Linked DNA regions of Homo sapiens: region 2 is linked to region 1. A link is a contact called in ENCODE Hi-C data. All regions are on one chromosome and are shown on one strand. The core of a region is the stretch at or near the end of the contact, and the rest is flanking DNA. Distances in the headings are between cores, read along the strand shown.

Region 1 (5,002 bases), core at 1,236-3,735:
AAGTTGAAAAAAGTGAATTCTGGCCCTGGCTCAACCACTGGCTTCTGTGATATCAATAACTAACATGTACTGAGAGCTTACTCTGTGCCATCTACTGCATTTATATCATTTAAACCTCACCACAAAACTCAGGCACAGATACTTTTATTATGCCACTTTTCAGGTAAGGAAACTGAGGTTTAGCAAAGACAAGTAACTTATTCAAGATCAAATTGCTTTTAAGTGGTATAATTCATCTTAATGATCTCAAAGGTACTTTCCAACCCAGTCCACCTATAATTGAGTGAGCTCTTGCCTAATCCTCACTCCTCTAGAGGGGTGATCCTGTGGTTCTAGCCAACTTTAAGTCAAATCCCAGGCACCTCAAGGCCTCCCAGGATGCCAGTGTTGAAAAACTGGTGAATTATTGCATAATGTGGGGTTTTACAATCATCGAAAGAATAAAACAGAAAAGAAAAATTAGCAAAAGGTAAAGCCTTAAATCTTTCCCCGTTCATACATTTCATACCTTTATTTACAAAGTTGGTAATTGTGAAGTTCATTCCATTTTGTATTTTTCTTTCTTCACTTAAAATACTATCATGAACAATTTTCCTTATTGATAATAGTTATATTTTAGAATTACAGAATTTGACTATGAAATTTTCAAGGTTCATTTCTAATTCCAAAAACAAAGTCTGGCCTGTTCTTATTTTTTTGGACTTTTTTCCTTCATTCCAACAGAGTCATTGTAATTACTACATGAGTGACGAGCAATAACCACCAAATGATACTTGGCCAAAATATCACAATAAAATGATTACCTTGTTGCTAAATATTTAAGTTGCTTCTAGTGTATTTGGCTAAAATATCACAATAAAATGATTACCTTGTTGCTAAATATTTAAGTTGCTTCTAGTGTATTTGCTATTACACATAATGCTGCAATGAACATCTTTGCACAGCATATTATTTCTATAACATGCATTCCCCAGAAGACAAGGCTACAACGAGTGTGTCCATGTTTATGGCTTTTACATTTTGAAAAAGCAAGATGTAATATTGATAGTGTCCACATATGGCCCTACACTGTTCAAATCTTAAGACATCAAACATTGGATCTTGTTCTAGATCCTGAGTGACTATTACTGAATTGCTAAAGTGAACAAACATTAATTTAACAGAGGGTTTGAAAGCTGAATTCTTGGGGCCTAGTTCAGAGACAAAGCTTACTTACTGTCAAGGGGAAAAGGATCTGCGGAAAGTGCCTGCAAAAAGGAGACTTATGGAAATAAAAACGGATCTTACAGGAATTGTTGAAAGACCAAATCCTCAGGAGATTAGCACTCAGGAGATATTAAGTAAACCAGTTTTCCTGGATCTCACTCTGATATCTGAATCTTAATACTAAAGAAATACTTTCACCTATTACAGTTCAGTGTCAGCTAATCAGAAATTTTGGCTAAAGCTAGGAATCATATAAATACATATATTTTAACTTAAGACTTTCACTTGCCAGTAGGTAGAGCCAAGGCCTCTCTTTAAGTGCACATTTTCCATTTGTGAAGCTCCATCTCATTTTTCTTGAATAAATCACTCCCATCATGCATCCTCTATTAGTTGAAGTTTCAGGTATTTTTGTTTTTGTTTTCTTTTCTTTTGTTCTTTGTAGCAGATAAAAACCTTAGAAACTTGCACAATTATTCTGGATTTTAATCTTTGTGTTATTCTTCTACAGTTATCTCATCCACAAACTAATTTTAGATCATTTTTTCAGCAATTCTTCCCTCTTGAGCCTTTCCAAAGCAATCAATTTAATTTTTATGGACACAGTCTCTTTATTTTTATACTTATATTTCATCTATTTGCATAATATTTAAATTATATAATTGCATTTACTAATAAAAGTAGCATAAACGGGTTTGAGGAAAAAATCAGCTGGTTCTTTGTATGCATCAGATTTGATTAATGGGAGAAGACAGACATCAGGAAACTAGAAAGCAGCCTACCACCCATGAGCACTTAGCATGCTATGAGCATCTGTCAGAATGTACAAAGGGAATGGAGAACTTAGGTTGGTTACCTGAGAGAGAGTTACATCTACTGAACAATTAAGTGCTCCTCATCACGAAAGAAAAGGAAAGAATGCGGACTGAATCCTGTGCCCTGAAAGTCGAATCAGCATATACCTGCTGTTTCTATGTCACCAAGAGGCTGATTCCAGGTGGGAGACTCTGGAAGATGAAGCGATTGGATCTTGAACCCAGAGCACCAGCAAAAGGTCCTGAGTTCCATAACAAGCTTTACTCCAGAGTCGCTGGTGTTGGGGAAATATTTGTAGTCATTTGGTCTAAGTTCCCTTGTTTTAGAATTAGACAATTTGACTCTCACATTTCTAAGGTTCGTTTTTAATTCCAAAACAAAGTCTGGTTGTTATCATTCTTTTTGGCCTTTTTCCCTTAGGTCCAATGCAGAGACGATGACCACTAGGGGTCAGACTTTTTACATTACTCCTCTTGAAAGAAGGAACCCAAGTCTTGGATTTTTTAACTGGGGAAAAACTAGAGAGGTCGTCTATCCTGGTAAGTAATGCTTCATTTAAACTCATTCAACATGTGTGACTATTATATTCTTAAAGATTTCTAAGAAATAGAGGTTTCATGATGCTCCCTTCCAAGGAAGTTTTTGATATCTAACCTAGATCCTTCAAATGTAATTTCAATCTATTTCTTATTTGTGATGTCTCAGTGGAAACTATTAATCATTGACTATTATCCTCTGAGTAAGAAATGTATTTATCTGAGCATGTATCAGTTCATGTCTCATTTCTCTAGCTGTCAAATAGGGGTCTAGGACTAGAATCACTTTTTCAATTAATAGTTCAATAAATAAGCAAGAAAAATAAGGTTCCAACTTAAATAACTCAAAATCAAACTGCCAGTCAATGGCTGGGCCAGGATTAAAATTGGGTTTTACATAACTCCAAAGTCCACATTGTTCTCACTAAGAACACTTCTTGCTGTCTCTTACTTAGTGCTCCTGCTGGCCTCTGGCTACTTGGGAGAACCATCGGCCTTTTCATTTAAAAAAAAAAAAAAAGTGAAAGTGGGGGATGAAGAAAGAGGGTCCCCTCAAGCTGTAATGAAGCAGTCACTTCCTTGGTCATCTAGACCACTGCGGTGATGGGCTGAAGTTAGCTCAAGAAGCCATCGGCATCTCTCAGTGCAGGTTTTGACATGAAATGGCAACATTCAGGCTTTGTAGAAGAAGCTGAAGGCAGTAAACTCCAAGCCAGAGTAAAAATCAAGTGTGTTCTGATGTGTTGGATCAAAACTTGGGAACCTCATGTGCTCTATCCTACCCCTGATAACAGCTGCAAATGTTTGTTTTTTTTTCTCTAGCATCTGGCCGGCCCATGTGTAAACAGAATGAAGAGTCAGCATGGGGAAAGAATCTGAATGCCCCGTTTCTCAGCCTCTTAAGGATACAGTGAAATGGGACAGGGTCTGAGTTAGGAAACTCTTTGAAATTACACGGAGATTCAGGCAGCAGCTCCCAATGGCACTATAGAATCTCTCACCTATAAGTCCCTTTTTATGCAAGAAAGACAGTTAAACAAAGGTAGTGTTGGGTAGTGGTAAGAACAGTGGATTGAGAATTGGATGACTCAAATTCCAAATGAGGCTCCTATAATAACTGACCGTGAGCCTTTGGGAAGACTATTCTTTCTGGGTCTCATTTCACCATCTGAGTTATAAGATGGCGGAGTCTTCTCTAAGGTTTCATCCAGCTTTACTTTTCAACTTTTTGGCATAATTCTAGCTGTAAAACAGGGGTCTAGGACTAGAATCTACCATATTGCTATGTTTATTCAATAGGTATATTCCTAGCTACTGTTTCTTCCTTTGACTAAATGACACTTTAAAGGTTATATCAACTCCCCCAAATCTTTTATGTCGCTTTACCTTGTCTCAATCCTAAACAACAAGTTAGGACTAACATCAGTGCTAAAGATAGAATTCAACCTATCAATTATTGTTTCTGTTCAAAAGCTAATTATTTAATCAGGGTCTTCCACTTGTTCAAAATTATAAGCAGATTAAGTGCTGAGCATGATTTTTAATGTGAAACATATGACTTTGGTATTCAAATGTACTTTTAAAGTTTTCAATATCTTTTCAATTTCTAAAAAGTAGATCAGAGTAAAATTTTTTTAAAGTAAAGATACTATTAGCTTTGATAAATGAAGTACAAACTAAATAACATATTATGAATTTGTAAATTCATATACAAATATACCTTGAAAGCTAAGTAAAGAATGTTGACTTAATTTAGCAGGCAATGAATGGAAGAAGGTTTCTAACTGAAGGAGTAATTACAATCTGAGACTAGAAACTGAGTTATTCCAAGAAATTACTCTTTGTAACCCAGCAATTAAACCTCTCAAAGAAGGCAGAATTCTTAGTTTTATGCCCATTTCACTGGATTACATTTCCCCTCTTTAAATTCTATTTTTTCACCACATCGTGATCCTCTTAAGAAAAGTTGTCAAAGAAATGGAAATAGAAGGAATGAGAAATAAAAGTCAAGAAGACATTGTAGACTTGATCTGTCTTATTTGGAGCTTGTATTTAAACAGAGGTACTTTTCATCCTTTCAGAGTTCCAGTTGGCCCCACTTCCAAGATGGCTGAGGATGTTGGCTCCTGCTCCATTCCAGCAGAGGGCGCTCTTGGAGCAGGATTGGGGATGGCAGTGGGAAACTGGGAGGACAATCTGAGCCTCATTCACCAGCCACTTAAGTTTGGTGTGAATCTGAGTCCTTCTGGACTGACCTAAAAGACAGCTCATTGGTCCGTGCCTTACAGAATTCTATTCATAGTCTAGTTAAACTCTGATGAAGACCCCATTTTCCAGCTCTACCTTCTCTGCTTACTGTAGAGAAAAAAGTGACTAAATTATCCTCAAGAAATAGAAAATAAGTTAAGAAATGTGACATCTGGGCACGTGCACAGAGGAGCTAC
Region 2 (5,002 bases), core at 768-3,267, 990 kb before region 1:
GTGCCAAAACTGAAAACTGCCCTACCTTCAGAATCAGCATGAAATAAACTATCATGCCTTGAACTCTGTGGTCAAAACATGTCATTTATGTGTAGAAGGATTTACAAATTAAATAGAATGATATTTGAATGACCATCAACGTCAGCACAGAGGGCTTTTCATTATTGATCTGAGGTCAACGTTTAACTCATCAGAGCAGGCTAAACAGGGAAGATCAAGTCCATGGTAGGGACCCCAAGGAAGAATCATAGCCACAATTGTGCTTTGTATTTATAGCTTAGCAAGTGAACGACACTGCAAACAACTGACTCCAAGTTGGAAGGGACCTTAGAAAGCACCTGACCTTATGCCCTTTATTTTAGAGGTGGAGAAATGTGAGTTACTCAACTTTACTGAAATGTTAGTGGTAGAAATATGGACTCAAAACCAGCTCCTCTGACTCCTAGAGCGGCAGACCACACTGAGAAGCTATGGAATTGCAGAGAAGAGTGCAGACTGTGTTACCATGGACTTGCAGCCCTTTCTGCCTTTTACTGGCCTTTAACGCACATCTGTTCAGTGTCTTTATCTATAAAGAAAAGGCTGGTAATATCTATTTCATAAGTTATCTAGAGATTTCATTGGCCAGGCATGATGGCTCATGCCTGTAATCTGAGCACTTTAGGAGGCCAAGGCTGGAGGATCACTTGAGGCCAGGAGTTTGAGACCAGGCTCGGCAACATATGGAGATACTGTCAGGAAGGGAAGGGGAGGGGACGGGAGGAGAGGGGCAGGGAGTGGGGGAGGGGAGGGGAGGGAAGGGGAAGAGAAGGGAAGAGGGAAAGAAGGAAGGAAGGAAGGAAGGAAGGAGAAAGGAAAGAAAGAAAGGAGAAACAAAGAAGAAAGAGAAAGAAGAAAGAAAAAGAAAGAAAGAAAAAGAGTAAGAAAGAAAAGAAGAAAGATTAATTGAGATTATAAAAAGAGAGCCGAACACATAGCAGGTAATCATTAAAAGACAATGACTTGTGACTATATCAGAACACCTAAAATGAAGGAAAATGAATAGGACTGTGAATTCTCTGGCAATATTTCACCTGCTCTCATGACTTTTTTTTTTTTAGTGCATTATCCCTTGATCAACCTCAGAACCTTCAAGGTTAATTTTCATACAGTTACATTTAGAAATAGTCTGATCATATATAACACACTTATTGCTAGGGCAGGGGCACAGGAGAAGAGAAACTTGTTACAAAATTACAAAATTGAGAGTGTTTGAACTCCAAGCTGGTTGTCAATCAGCAGTCCAGAAAAGAGAGGCTTGTCTTGTCTGCAGCCACCTCATTTGGTCCTTCTGACAGCCTAGCTTTCTGTCTGCACTGTGACATTACAGCTACTTTGTTTGTGCCAAGCACCTTGAAAGACACAATTTTTACCTATTTCCTTTTACTGAGCTTTCTGTCACTTGCTTTTCAACTGTGTAAAAAACAGAATCGTTAGTCAGCAGCAGAGGGCACTATTAGCATATTTTGCTGTGAGGGGTTAAAAATAAAAAAGAAAGATGCCTCTATGCATTCATTCATTCGTTCATTTTAGCAAGTCTTGATTTAACATCTACTATGTTCTCAGCATTTAGAGAAATGCTAAACAAGCATGAGATGTTGCATTTATAGTCCAGGTGGGAACATGATATGAAATGATACATGTGGTACATGCCTGAATGCAAAGGGTATATGTTTTGGAGGTTTTTGAGGACAGCAGAGTTCAGTTCGGTAGGCTAGTGTGACCCAGGAAGTATTTGGCAGGAAGTTAGTCTAGAGTTGTTTCTTAAATGACGAGTATGATATGGAGTGGTAAAGATAAAATATATAAAAGATAAAATAGACAACATTAAAAAAATCAGTAAGTCATGCATTGCCATGAATATCAACACTAATTGTTGACAACCACTACCCTGACAAGTATTACTTACCTCTACTGCTTATAATAGTCATCGTGGCTCACACGGGTAGCTGCTTTCACAACCATGATGTCATTTTGCCCTTGCTGTAATCCTGTGACTTCAGCTCTATAGGTATTATTATCCTAATTTTACTATGAGAAAATCAAGGCTTTTAGAGGGAAAGTGACTAGCTTAAGCTCACACAGTCACTAGTACTGCTGGGATCCAAAACTGGTTTTCCTCCCTGCTACTGCAGCAGGAAACCATAAATTTGTAACATAGACTCCTCTGGAAAAGAGGGTTTGGGATGTGAAATTAAAAGGAAAAGTCACAGCTGTTAGGCTACCTACAGGTTACCGAGGGCTTGATCGAAAGCTAAACTGAGGCATTGGGGCTTGATCCTGTAAACCTCAGGGAGGATTCTGAAGTTTGGGAGAGCTCGACACAGGTGGTTATAGATTGTAGTTGTTAGATTAACAAAGTCAGCCTGAGAAGGATTGGAGGAAAAAAGGTCAATTGTCAGGGATACCAATAAAGCAAATGTTACACTAATCAAGAGTTGAGTGGGAGGGAATTTGGGAGTAGTCTGCCCCAGTGGGAAGGAGATTTTATCTTTGTCATTGTCTATAGTTGCTGGCACATAGAAATAATACAAGGCAGGCTAATTTCGAATTGGTTTTGTATTGGTTTTAGACCTCTAAAGACAACACCTCGTCATTGCCTGCACCCAGGGGTATCCAATCCTACTGATTGCCTAGCTTAGTCCACCACTGCCAAGGCACATGTGAGGAAGCCTGAGGCAGGCTGGCAGCCGTGGAACTTGCGGGTAAAGGACTAAGCAGAGACATCCTGAAGGAAAAACAAATCAGAACTTGGAGGCTGTCAGAGTCACCAAGAAGAAAAGATAAAAATTATGTCTCTGAGCTGTTGAGCCTAAGAAAATAATGATGTCAGTGATGCAAGCAGAGAAACGAGGGAAAACATCAACTAGTTTCATAGGGAATTTGACCTTATTACACAGAAGGACTCCCAAGTAGCAACTGAACACTTAGCTGGAATGTTTTCGTATAAATGTATTTCCTACTCTGTTTAGTGATTTCTTGCTTGTCATCTTTTTCTTTACCTGAAAACTTATAAATTACTTGTAATAGCTCTTCTACAGGTAAATTAACAGAGGTGACAGGTAACACTGAGTTGTTAGTGCTAACACTCCTTGCTTAAAACCCTTCCAATGATGTAGAAACAAATCCCAGCGATCTTCTGGCTTCCTCGCCGTACGCTGGTGCCCTTGCCTACCTCCTCAACCCTGCATGCTGCCACTTTCCTCCTCTTTATTCCCTACCCTGTAGCATGGCCCTCTCTTGTCTCTCAGATGTTTACATTCAATTCTCTCTGCTGAAAACACTGTCCTCCCACCACCACTCTGGTTTCACCAGGAAACTCCGACCGTGGGTGGTCACCCATCCCACTTTCCCTGGGACCGAGGGGTCTGAAAACCAAACTTGGACAGTTGGTCACTCTACATCATGTTGTGGCTTAGGTCTGGAATATTTCTTCCTCTAGGAAGCCTTCTCTGATGCCATGTACTCCTAGGCTAAGTTCGGTCTCTCTGCAGAGTAGTCCAGACCCACCCTTCCTTACCCTTCTCACACCCCTCATTATTGAGTTTATATTCATGTCTTCTGCTGTCCATGGTAGTGGACTTTGTGCCATCACCACTCTCACCATCTTCGTCTAAGCCACCATCATCTATCTCTCTGCTGAATTACTGCAGTGTCCTCCTAACTTTTCTTTTTGCTTCCACTCTTGTCCTCTTTCGGTGTATTCTCAACCAAAAAGCCAGCGGTATCCTTTTAAACATAAATTAGCTTATGTCATTCCTCTGCTCAAACATCTTTCATTGGTTTTGCATCTCATTGGCTAAGTCATTAGAACAGCCACCAAGACCTGAGGCAGCTACCTCTCTGTTCTTATATCCTATATACTCTCCCCTTGCTTAGTTGGCTGCAGTGGCACTGGCCTCCTTACTCTTCCTAGAACATGCCTGTTGCCTAGCATGCTCCAGCCTCAGGGCTTTGCATTTACTGTTGTTTATGCCTGAGCCATTCTTCCCTCAGGTGTCTACGTGGCTCATTCCCCATGTCTATCTAGTTGAGATCAAAGATCACCTTCCTGGGGAGGTCCGCCATGACCTCTCTCTACAACTGAACTCCTGCAGTCAGCATTCTCACTCCCTCTCTCTGCTTAATTTTTTCTTTTTTTTTTCTTTATTTTATTATTTTTTTTGAGACGGAGTTTCACTCTTGTTGCCTAGGCTGGAATGCGATGGTGCAATCTCGGCTCACCACAACCTCCATCTCCTGGGTTCAAGCAATTCTCCTGCCTCAGCCTCCTGAGTAGCTGGGATTACAGACACGTGCCACCACGCCTGGTTAATTTTGTATTTTTAGTACAGACGAGGTTTCTCCATGTTAGTCAGGCTGGTCTTGAACTCTCGACCTCAGTTGATCTGCACACCTCAGCCTTCTGCTTATTTTCTTCATAACCCTTAATATCATAACTTCCTACTTATGTGTAATCTAACTTGATTTATTGACTACCTCCTTCTGCCCAGAATAAAGTTTCTAAGACAAGAGTTCCATTCATTGCTATATTTCCACAGTTTAAAATATTACATGACACAGATAAGAAATGCATAACTATTAATTAAATGAGTAATTAATTAATGTACACACAATTAAATGAAAGAGTGAACAAACACATTGGAAAGGACAACTGACTGAAAGTCACAAATTTTAGCTTAATCACTCAGGATTTGGGAGGCTCTGAGAAAATTACCCTCTAACTCAAATTCTTAATTTCTCCAACTAAAAAATGAAGGCATTAGTCTCAATACTCTTTGAGAATACTATAAGTAATGGTACTGTCAAAGTCTAGGAGCCAATAATAAGTATAAACTAGAATCCAAATTTGTTGCTAAACAGGGTCCGAAAGCAATAAACAATAACAAGGGAAAGAGAAGCATTGTGCAAATTCCAACTGAGAAAAAAATATATACAAGAAACATGAGAATTCCATATGTGA

The links. Hi-C counts contacts between places; a loop is a spot of excess contacts on that map. Pooled maps may share reads with other maps.
Region 2: a map of PC-9 shows a loop between it and region 1 (4-fold over the local background). The contact joins two enhancer-like sites. A Hi-C loop is called at or near these places in 1 of 168 maps with a recorded cell type or tissue (PC-9), 1 of 37 single-sample maps with no recorded cell type and 11 of 50 pooled maps.

The regions. Positions count from the first base shown.
Region 1 is chr3:188,954,499-188,959,500 of GRCh38, reverse strand. No RefSeq gene overlaps it. Among named protein-coding and RNA genes, the nearest start is that of TPRG1-AS1, 9.4 kb to the right of the region's middle. RefSeq lists silencers at 2,007-2,301, 4,667-4,961 and an enhancer at 1,817-2,351. Within about 2 kb of position 2,485, at least 2 of the 41 ENCODE cell types and tissues checked have a DNase peak (open chromatin) inside an H3K27ac peak, as active enhancers do.
Region 2 is chr3:189,945,131-189,950,132 of GRCh38, reverse strand. No RefSeq gene overlaps it. Among named protein-coding and RNA genes, the nearest start is that of MIR944, 120 kb to the right of the region's middle. Within about 2 kb of position 2,017, at least 3 of the 41 ENCODE cell types and tissues checked have a DNase peak (open chromatin) inside an H3K27ac peak, as active enhancers do.